2 separate regions of the Homo sapiens genome follow, and region 1 is linked to region 2. A link is a contact called in ENCODE Hi-C or POLR2A ChIA-PET data. All regions are on one chromosome and are shown on one strand. The core of a region is the stretch at or near the end of the contact, and the rest is flanking DNA. Distances in the headings are between cores, read along the strand shown.

What was found. A loop is a pair of places that touch in the nucleus more often than their neighbours do. ChIA-PET counts read pairs that join two places held with the same protein, here RNA polymerase II (POLR2A). Pooled maps may share reads with other maps.
Region 1: a map of CD8-positive, alpha-beta T cell shows a loop between it and region 2 (5-fold over the local background). The contact joins the promoter of AMOT here to the promoter of TMEM164 in region 2. A Hi-C loop is called at or near these places in 3 of 168 maps with a recorded cell type or tissue (CD4-positive, alpha-beta memory T cell, CD8-positive, alpha-beta T cell and naive thymus-derived CD4-positive, alpha-beta T cell) and 9 of 50 pooled maps. POLR2A ChIA-PET finds 5 or more read pairs at or near these places in 2 of 52 experiments (CD4-positive, alpha-beta T cell and naive thymus-derived CD8-positive, alpha-beta T cell).

What each region holds. Positions count from the first base shown.
Region 1 is chrX:112,837,131-112,842,905 of GRCh38, reverse strand. It overlaps AMOT (angiomotin), which reads left to right and starts at 2,075. Exons shown (of 14, transcript NM_001113490.2): 1 at 2,075-2,454. It overlaps LOC107985651 (a long non-coding RNA gene), which reads right to left and starts at 1,180. Exons shown (of 3, transcript XR_001755993.2): 1 at 1,038-1,180. RefSeq lists a silencer at 1,230-1,569.
Region 2 is chrX:109,999,190-110,004,381 of GRCh38, reverse strand. TMEM164 (transmembrane protein 164) reads right to left here and starts at 1,268. Exons shown (of 7, transcript NM_032227.4): 1 at 1,204-1,268; 2 at 218-881. The coding sequence starts at 607. RefSeq lists an enhancer at 406-1,061 and a silencer at 1,164-2,023.

The DNA of each region.
Region 1 (5,775 bases), core at 826-3,325, 2.8 Mb before region 2:
TCCATGACATGCAATAGTCCACTACTTTTCCTGCAGAGTTGGATTCTGAGCCCCTGTTTACTGTGTGATAGTGTTTCCTTTAAGCACACTTCCTCTTGCATGCCTTGATCCATGGCCCCCCAGATGGCTCCCATTAGGCAGGCTTGAATTGGATGTCACTCTTTCATTGGCATGAGCCATTATAATGGCCTTGCGCTGTCAAGGCGTTTACATTTAGGCTTGCTTCCTACTTGAAATGTTTTCTAGGAAATATGGATCTGTAGAGAATGGTGGTTTCCATGGTAAATGTTCCTTCATATTTGTTTTCTTAAGTTCACTTCGGAGATACACAGCATGATTTCCTCTTTCAGTACCAGAACCACAATAGCTTTAAGTTGTCATGAAATTGTAGAACTTTAAAAAAGAAATCTCACCCACCCTGCTTAGAAAAGGGGTAATTTATTATTCTAACTGCAGGGAGTCAACTTCATATCCACCCCCAAAATTGTAGGAAAAGAGTTGACTTTTTAAAATAAAGCCACAAAACCTACACGACCTTGGATGTAAATGCTTAAAACAGATGAGCAAAATATTGATCCTCTAACACATCTAAGACTCTCCATTATGTTTCACACACAAGTAGGAACACATACATGTGTGGAGTGCTTTATAGTTTTCACACACATTTTATTTTCATACCAGTGCCTTTAAGTTAATAGGGCATGTCTTACAGCATTTACTTACAGGTAGAAAAATTAAGGCTGAGAAGTTAAGCCACTTAACAGAAGTCATACAATTAGCTAGTAAGTGCCAGGGCCCCAAATGAATTCTTCCTTTGGTTCCAAATTCCATGTTATTTTGCTACCCTGACACTGTTTCTTTGTGCCTTCGTTTTTCTAGATGTAAAATGGTAGATTTTCCGTGTCCCAGGATGCTGTTCTCAACCCTCTCGTTTTTAACCAATGTCAGCTTTTTTCACAGTCAGCAGAACACCACAATGACACTTCATGTACTTTCCCCCCTCCTGATTTAATAAACTAAGGGGGAAGAAAAGTTACCTATTCGCAGAAAGCTGGACAGTGCCATAAACATAAAGGCGTACCAGAGTCGGCCGACACACTGTTGCACTCTTTTATGAGACTGAGAAATAAAGCGTCTCATCTTTCTCTTGCCAGCAGTAGCTGGGGTAGAACATAGAACTACACAATAGCCTCTTGTTTAGTTTTATTAATTTTGAGGGCGGGTGGGACAAAGGGATCAGACTGGCGACTCCAGGGCCCAATCGCAAGCGTATACTAGGCCAGGCTGGGCCAACCGGTAGCTGCAAAAGAATGGTGGGCGGGACTTACGCTTCAGGGACGCGCTCCGCCCAGGCCGGCGCTCCCAGCCCGCCCAGGGGCGGAGCCTCCGCGGAGCGCCGCCCGCGACCCCTCCTCCCTCGCCCCTCAGCTTCTGCGGCCCGCCAACGGGAGGGGGGCAAGCGCCCGGGGCGGGGGAGCGGAGGAAGAAAGGAGGGTGTCTCGCAGAGCTGTGACCTGGGTGGGGGCCTGCTGGTAATAGGAAGCAAGAGGGGAAGGAAAACGAAGGAGCGCTTCTCCTTCCTGCATTATTTTAAGCAGGCTTTGGTGGAAGCTGCTTTTCAGCATTTCTATTATTTGTTTTTCTTCCTCCCGCAGTGGGGCGGGGAGCTGCACTGGCTCTCCCACGCGTCTATGCCGCGCTGTTGCCGCAGATTATTATTGTAGTCTTTTGCAAAACCCTTTCCTTCTTCCCAGCCAGTCCCCGCGCAGACTCTCACGGCTACGGCAACCGAGTCGTGCCCCTCTAGTGGGAAGGCGAGAGCGAGGGTCCCTTGCTTTCGCCCGAGCTCCCGGACCCCGCGGTTCAATTGTTTGAAACTTCCACGCCCCCCGGCCCCGCCTCTCTTCCGCGCTCCCCTCACTCCTCACTTCCAGGGTCCAGGCAGGCTCCCGCCCTTCTTTCCCCGCCCTCTACTCCGCCTTCCTCCCTCGTCCACCCCTCCCGCCGCCCTGCTCCGGGGCGGTCCTAGCCGCTCACCGCAAGAAGAAAAGCCACCCGTTCGTCCCCCTCCCCTACCTCCCATCCTTTGCCCAGGAGCTGCCTTGGCAGTCACGCCCCTTCCTTCCGAGGAGCTTTCTGGCTGCCTAAACTGGTAGACCCCCTGAATTACTCCTCCATCTCCGCTCTCTTTCGCCTCCTCTTCTCTTAGTTCTCTCCGCCTCCCCCTCAACTACCACCACCTCCAGTCAGTCTCGCCTCCGGCTATCCGCTGCTCCACCCTCTGGCCCGGTATCCTGCCTGTCCGCTGCCACCAAGGAGAGCCCGGACGGAGCAGCGAGGAGGGGAGCAGCCGGGAGTTGGGGCTTCCCCCCTGCCCATCCCTGGCCGCTGGCCCGGGACCGAAGCCACTTGAGCGAGCAGAGAGTCGTCACCTTGTCTTCTTTGCCTTCAGGGGTAGGAGACGCGTGGTTACTTTTCGCGGGGAACTGGGGCAGGAATCCATGGTGGCATGAACTTGGTCGTGCCCTCGGCGTGAGTGAATCGATCTAGGCGCGTGTGGGAATGCCCGTGTGTTCTACTTTCTTTGCAGCTCGCCATGAGTTTTTTTGGATGTGCAGCAAGTTAAATCGGTTAGAGTGTGCGCTGCTTTCCCGTCCTACTTCGGTGAGGAGATGCTAGTGGGTACCACTACTAGATGGTACTTTTACTTCTTTACCTCCTGGGGTTCTTGTGGGTCTCTAGGTAATTAATCACATTGAGGAGCTAAAGACCCGAGGGAAGCTGAAATCTACATTTAGCCCAGCATGCATGTCAGTGCTTATCTCAGATAACTAGATAGGTTTCTGCTAAGTGCTTAGGCTTGGGGTGGGGACTCACACTCCCTGAGGCGGGAGCAGGAGGGGTAGGACCGTGAATTCTTGAAGTTTTAAAGTCTGTGTAATCTAAAACAAGGCTACTCTTTGAGATGTGTGGTGGTGGTGGTAGTGCTTGTGGTGGTAGTGATAGTGGTGGTGAGGAGGGAGTTGCCCCTATCTGCTTTAGAAGATCCAAAGATGTTAGTAAATAGTTTTGGGGGATCTTGAGGGTGTCTTGAGGGTCCAAGCCTGGGCCACTGCACATTGGTGCTTCAACAGTAAGATGGGCTTCATGGGTTTGTGAAAATGAAGAGAAAGAAAAGGGGGAGGGAAAATAACAGTCTTTAATAGACTGTGAGCAGTTCCTGGTAGATTGCCACTAATAATAATATAATAATTTGCATAAAGGGACTAAGTAGAATTAAATGAGCAAGGAAAGAGAAAGTTGGTGAGAAACAGCATTTTCAATCTCTAGTGTATGTTTTAGAACGAACTTTTCAACAACCTGGGATGTTTAGTGCATGAAGTTCTCCTCCCTCCCCGCCATGAAGAGTGGACGTTGGGAGGCAGTTTAAAACTTTTATGAATATAACCCTCTTCTCCCATTCAGAGAAGAAGATAATTAGTCACCATAATCTTCAATGATGAAGGGCTAAGGATATTTAAGTCTCCTTGAGCTAGGCTTTGTGAAAAGTTCTTTCTCAGGCCAGCCTTTGTGAAGCCTTCTCAGTTAGACCTTTCAGCACCCTCATTTAGTAGCTAAGAATAGTTTGAAATGCCATTTTGGATGTGGTATACATTTTCATCCATCTCCCACCTATCTTCAATTGGACAAGTGCGTCAAGCCTGTAAGTGATGGTGTTCAAAGACTTATTACTGAGATGTCCTTAACCCATTGCTTATTTGGGAACACATTATTAACATACATTTTAAAATAACTTTGGTTGATTTTAATGAGTGAAAGGAAAGTAGGAAGGTAGAGAAGGGCGACAATTTTAAAGGCTATCCTGTTTCAGATCAGCTGGGAGGGAAAAGCTGGCCTGACCAAACTACATTTTATAACTGGCCTGGGACATTTTAACAGCCAGGTGGTTGTAGAGTAGTTGCCTCTATTTACAGATGATAACTAAGGTTCCAACTATTCTGTATGGGTTTATCCGGCGTCATTGACAGACACTTTCTGGCACTACATCATACTTCATTTTAAATTACTTCTTTCCTTGGAAAAGTTCGTGGCTTTGTAAAATTGTAAGTGCTTTTTCTACCTTCACAGTCTAGATGTGAAGTAAACCTCTGACCACAATTGTATGTGGAGTCACTTTTACATGAAATTTGTGGATCTGTTTACCTATTTAAAAGATTTTAGAAAGGGAATTTTAATAATTCATAGTCAATGCAGTTTTGGATTTGGAAATTAAAATTTCATTTCTGGTTTATGAAGTTTGATTTATTAGACTAATTCCCAACAAGGACATTTGTAGAGTTGCTTTTTCTTTCTGAGGTTTTGTAAAGACTGCATCAGACTCTAGAATGCTTTAAGAATAGCCTAATCAGAAGGCAGGGGGATGGATACTATGACCTTGAGGTCCCATTGAGTGCCAGAATTCTAAGTGGGTACATCTGCTTCTGTGCCTCTCCCAAGAGCCCTCTCCCAGGGCCTGCGCCTTCTTTAAAAGGGTGTCTTTGTAATTAAGCGGCCCTTCTTCCCCATCCCCCTTTCTTCCTTTGATCCAGCTTTTTAAGGCCTTTTTTTCCATTTGGAGACAAGAGGGGTTTCTCACACTTTCCTGTTCCCCTCTTAACGCTTCTTTTCCTTTACCCCAGAAAAGTCCCCTGAAGTTCTCAGGATGGTTAGAAGTTGTTTTGTTTTGTTTGGGGCGTGGGGGTGGAGTGGGGGAGTTGTTACCAATGAGGAGGAATAGAGGATATATTCCCTCTTGGGAAATGCTTGTGACCAGGTAGCCTCCTCCATGGAGACTGAGCATTTGGAATGCATGAGAACAGTCTATTCTTGGGGACTGTCTGGTAGAAATTGTCCTTTGCACCCATTAAGCCCAGCTTAAACACTGAAAGGGGTGGGGAGAGGTGTGTGTGGTCGTACTGGAGCCTTTTAGGATGGTAAATGGGTAAATGTTTCCAAATCTCCTATTACATCATCTCTTTCTCCCATGGATTCAGTAGGTTTAGTGATCTGCTTGACAAGTTAATTAGCTGGGGACTAAACCAATTTGTTTAGAATTGTGATCCATTGATTTCCTGTCCCCAGGAATTTTTGTTGGTGTTTTACTATGATGTGTTGTCTTTAGTCTTACTTACTTTTCCCTCCTTGCTGCCTTTTGTGGACTTTGGTCCAAATTCTAGGGTTCCACCCCCAAGTCAAAGGTTAGAATTTTGTCCCAGGAACTAAGGGGGTATTAAACAGGCTGGCCATACTGCATTACTCTCCTCCATGGTGGGCTTCTGACCCCTTTTAACCCAGAGAAAGGAGGGAAGTCGCCCCTTCCACACACAACACACACAATCTGAACAAAAAAAAAGAAAAAGAAAAAGAAAGAAAGAAAATAGGAGGTCATTTGCTTTATAAAAGAATCCACAACAGGTTTTCTTTGTAAGTACTAGCTTTCCTAGTTAGTGCCTTTAAACTATGACTTGATATATAAAAATTCACTCTAACTGGGCCTTCTCGGAAGCATATTTATTGCATAAAGGAATACATAAGAATTTGTAATGATTATCGCTTAAATTAAGTGAGGCCATTATTTGGCCTTTGAAATCTTTTTGTTATATGGAATGGAGTTAGTTAATTGTCTAAATCATTCTGGCTTGTAATAATGCTGGCCACGTTAGCTCTGGCCTACAACTGCTTGCAGAAGAAAGCTAGTATTACTTTTTGAAAATAAATCAGACTTTATAGATTTTG
Region 2 (5,192 bases), core at 19-2,518:
GGCACAAGGTTCCTCACCTCCACTGTGGGGCTGACGCACTGTGCAAAGGTGAAAGAAAGCCAAACCTGAAATCGGCACAAAGGCAGCCACTCGTTGGAAAATCATTTTTAAAGGTCCCCCTGCCCGCCGGGATGAGGTGCTGTACACTATGGAGTGTCCTGAGCACATAAATGACTCTTATCACTTAGGATGCCCAGGAAAAAGTCAACAGACTCACATGCATCATGGTGACCAGGTGACAGGGGTTGAGCAGGTAGATGACGGTCTTGGTGGCGAACTTAAAGCCCACCTCCACCCCGAAGGTCAGGCACAGGGCTACTAAGAGCAGATTCTTGCTCAGGCTCTCCTTGCCTTCCTCTGGCCGCTGGGTCACCTGCTCTGGCTGGCTGCCAGGGCTACCCCTACCGTCCTCCTTCGTCTGCCTCAGGATGTGCCGCAGGGCCACCAGGATCTCCAACAGAGCCAGGGTCAGGACCACCACACTTTCCAGCAGCCGCTGCTGCCAAGAGAGGAAGGCAGCACAGTCGGGGCCCCCATTGCCTGCAAAACTGGGGTCCACGCCCCCATAGAGCCAGTCCAGGAGACTCTGGTAGCTATACCGGGACATGATGCAGTGGTTCCCCTTGACCACAGTACAGGAAGCAAGAGTGAGATGGAACACAAGCCCAGAGGGTTGCCCGGGTGGTGGACCATGTAAGGCGGGCACACCCCCACAACCCCCCTCCAGACACCAGGGCACCGAGAGTAGGGGAGGGGAAGCTACACGCAAGGCCCGGGGTAAAGTGCTGGCTCTAACTTGTCCCCACGGCTGTCTGGGGGAGCCCCCCGCGCTTCTCCAGTGGCCACCAACGAGGCAGGGTTGAAAGGAGCCGTTGGCCAATCTAAAAGGAAGGAGAGGAAAAAAAAAAAAAAGAGGTCTCAAAGAGGCAATTGCACCGGGAATTAGGAAGCGGGAGGGGTAACTAGCGAGGGAAGAAAACGGGAACGGGGCAGTGGCGAAGCAAGCAGGGGTCAGGGGAAGCCGGAGGCCGAAAGGGTCAGGGCGGGGGCCAAGGAGACCCGGCAGTGCTGCGGCAGCGAACCGGGAGCCAAAAGGGGTCAGAGCTAGGGGACACGCGGAGGCAAGGAGAGGAGCTAGCGGGGCCGAGCAGGCGGGGAGGGCGACGGGGATGGCAGGGACGCCGGACTCCTCGTCTCACGCACTCGCCACAGAGGGATCTCTTACTCCTGCAACCGCGTGGCCGTCTCTGCCCCCAGCTAGCAACTTCGCCGCCGACGGGCCCCTCCAGCCAATTTAGAGCCGTCCTTGTCCAGCCTCCCGCCCCCGGGTACACCCCCGAACCCCCAGCTCCACCCTCCGGCCCTAGACGCCCGCCCTCCGGGCAGCACCACCCCCAGCCCGCGGCCCGCCCGGGACCTGCCCCCCTCGCGCAGGCAGCGGAGGGAGGAAGCCAGAGGGAAGGCGGGAGGCCGGGCCAGCCGGGGGCTGGACTAAAGCCGGCCCCTGGACTAAAGCCGGCCCCCCTCCCTCCTCCCCGGCGCCGCAACCTCCCGCGCCTCCCGCCCAGCCCCGGGGACCGGCCGCCGCGCCCCTCGGGGCTTCACTCACCGGCAGCTCGGCCCGCGGCCCCGGATCGGGCTACTGCTCCGCTCCCGCGCTCTCCGCGCCGGGCGCTCGGTTCCCCTGGCGGCCGCCGCCGCGGCGCACGGCTCCTCCTCCCCGTCTTCCTCCCCCTGCAGCAGCCGCGCTCGCTTCCTCCTTCTTCCCCTCCCTCTCTCCTCCCCCTCCCCGCTGCCACCGCCACTGCCTCCCTCCTCCCGTCCAGTTCAGCTCTCGCCCCACCACACGCCCTCGGGCCACGACTACTCCTCCTCGCCTCCTTCCCTTTTCTGCCTCTGGCACTCCCCTCACCCGTCCACCATTCACACCTCCCACCCTCCGCGGCTTCGGCTCTCCCTCCTCCTCCTCCCTCCTCCTCCCTCCTCCGGCTCAGGCTCCGCCTCCTTCCGCCTCCTCCCTGGCCTGCCTCGTCTTCTGCACTCGGAGCCTGCACGCGTGCACAGCCACCCTCCTTCACAACCGTGTACAGAATTCGCCCCCTCGGTGAAGCCCTGTTGACTGGCTCCGCCTCCCGCGACCTGGTTCTCCAGGGCACTTCTTTCTATACTGCACACATAGTAGGCACTTAGCTGGCCCGCACTAACTTCTTGTGGGGGAATAAGCCTTTCTAGTAATGAGCAGCTTGGCTTCGGGGTGTGTGCTGGGTATGGCCGGCTCCTCTTCGCGATTCCTCCTTTCTGCCACGACTCATGCAAGGCCAGAAAGGCATCTTCTCTCCCCTTTCTAGCCACAGCCCCACTCCACACTTCAGTGCCTAGGACAGGAGCTTCATTTCCCTGCTCCTCCCCCTCCTGCTCTGATCCACTATTTTCTCTCTACCTCTTGCCACACAGACCACCCCTGCCACACCCTCTCCCTCTCCCACTTCTCTCCTTTCTCCTGACAGGCCTTCAATGGTAGGCCAGTGGGAGGAAGGGAGGCTTCCCGTGACCTCTTTCCCTCCCCCTCTTCCCCCCTTCCCCCTCCCCAGAGCAGTTGCTTCCTAACCTATGCGTGGAAAAGCCAGCCAGGACTATATGAGTGTGGAGGAGCAGCACTAAGCCCAAAACCTGGATAAGGGCAACTGACGGAAATAAAATCCCCTCTTCCTACCTGCTGCTTTTTACCGATCGGCTATTTGCTTTTCTTGAGACAAGGGTCAGTAAAAGGACCTTCTCAGGACCTTCCTCATGTTTATTTAATATTTATTGAAGACTCACGATGAGTTAGAAGAATATCCAGAAAAACACAGTTAGGCACCTTGCCTAGGAAACACTTTTGGATGTTGGCTGCAAGCCAGGCTCAAAACATAAAATGCAATCTACTGTATTATCAGGCCATCGCCCTCCCGTTTTTTCCAAGTCTGGTTTTCCGAACAAGTACAGCCAGGTAGCCTTGTCTGACTCCAAGTTTTGTACAACATCTACCATAGGCCTGATGTTCTCCAAGTGTCAGAGGCGTTAGAACCAGAGCGACTCCATCTTGAACAGGGCCTGGATAAAATGACGCTGAGACCTACTGAGCTGCATTCCCAAAAAGTTAGGCATTCCAAGTCACGGGATGAGATAGGAGGTCGGCACAAGATTATAGGTCACAAAGACCTTGCTGATAAAACAGGATGCAGTAAAGAAGCCGGCCAAACCCCACTAAAACCAAAAAGGTGATGACAGTTACCTCTGGTCGTCCCCACTGCTCATTATATGCAAATTATAACGCATTAGCATGCTAAAAGTCACTCCCACCAGCGTCCAGAAGTTACCCTATATGGTCTGAAAGGGGGAGGAACCCTCAGTTCTGAGAATTGCCCACCCCTTTCCCAGAAAACTCATGAATAATCCACCCCTTGTTTAGCATATAATCAAGAAATAACCATAAGAATTATCAGTTGAGCAGCCCAAGCTGCTACTCTGCCTATGGAGTAGCCATTCTTTATTCCTTTACTTTCTTAATAGACTTGCTTTGACTTTACTCCAAATTCTTTCTTGCCCCGAATTCTTGCTAGAGGTCCAAGAACCCTCTCTTGGGGTCTGCATCCAGACCACTTTCCAGTAATACAAGTGCCAATTAATAAACAACAACAAACAAGGCTTGATTCAGAGGCTCACTAGTTCATTCTCCTTAAGTGTTTTGTTAAATCCTCAGCAACATAACCAAGGAACATTAAGGACAAAGCTGGGGAGCACCTAGCAATGGAATACAGCATCCCAAAACCTCAAGTTGCTATCTTCAAGGAAGCAAGAATTAGGATATAGCACTTAGCCAATGGCTTCAGTAATCCCTCCAATTTCCATGCTGAGCTTCTGTTGAGAATTTGGCCTAGACTGTCCCGAGTTTGCAACAATGACTATGGTTAATAATGACTGTAGCCAGGCCAGTTTTCTAAATTGAGCCATAAATTCCTTTTTCACAGGCATGTTGAAGAAAAAAGCCAAACTCTGTAAAATATTTGAGATTTATTCTGCACCAAATGTGAGGACCATGACATGTGACACAGCCTCAGAAGGTCCTGAGATCCTGTGCCCGAGGTGGTCGGATTACAGCTTGGTTTTATACATTTTAGAGAGACAGGAGTTACAGGCAAAGATATAAATCAATACATGTAAGGTATACATTGGTCTCAGCCTGGAAAGGCGGGACATCTCAGGTGGTTGGGGGAAGCTCACAGTCATAGGTGGATTCAAAGACTTCTGACTAGCAACTGGTCGAAAAAGTTAAGCTTTATTTAAAGTAAAGAGTTGAAGTCAGCAGAAAGAAATGCTTAAGATAACGGGTATTGTGGAAGCCAAGATTCTTGCTATGTAGATGAAGCCTACAGGTAGCAACCTTCAGAGAGAATAGATGTAAAATCTCTTATTGGACCTTAAAACGTGTCCGACTCTTAGTTAAATCTCTCCTGGATCATGAAAGGACCTGGAAAGGGAAGGAGATTCTCTATAGAATGTAGATTTTCTCCACAAGAGATAGCTTTGCAAGGCCATTTCAACATATGTCAAAGAAATGTATTTTGGGGTAAAATACTTTGATTTCCTTCAGGGCCTGCTTTCTGTCATGTGGTGCTATACCAGGGTCAGGTTAGAATTTGGTATTTTATTGTCACGAAGAGTCTGTTTTGTCAGTCTTATGATCTCTATTTTAATGTGAATGCTGATCAATTGTGCATAAACTCCAAAGAGAGGGGGTATAATGAAGAATGTCCTTGAGGTTTTTTGAACATGGGAAATTTTGTGATGGTTTCTGTCAAGGTTTCTAATGATTTTTTATTGTGGTAAAATATAAAATTTGTTGTTTTAACTATTTTTTTCTTTTCTTTTTTTTGAAATGGAGTCTCGCTCTATTGCTCAGGCTGAAGTGCAGTGGTGCCATCTTGGCTCACTGCAACCTCTGCCTCCTGGGTACAAGCAATTCTCCTGTCTCAGCCTCCCAAGTAGCTGGGATTACAGGCATGCACCATGTCCAGCTAGTTTTTGAATTTTCAGTAGAAACAGTGTTTCACCATGTTGGCCAGGCTGATCTCCAACTCCTGGCCTGAAGTGATCCACCCACCTCGTCCTCCCAAAGTGCTGGGATTACAAGCGTGAACCACTGCGCCTAG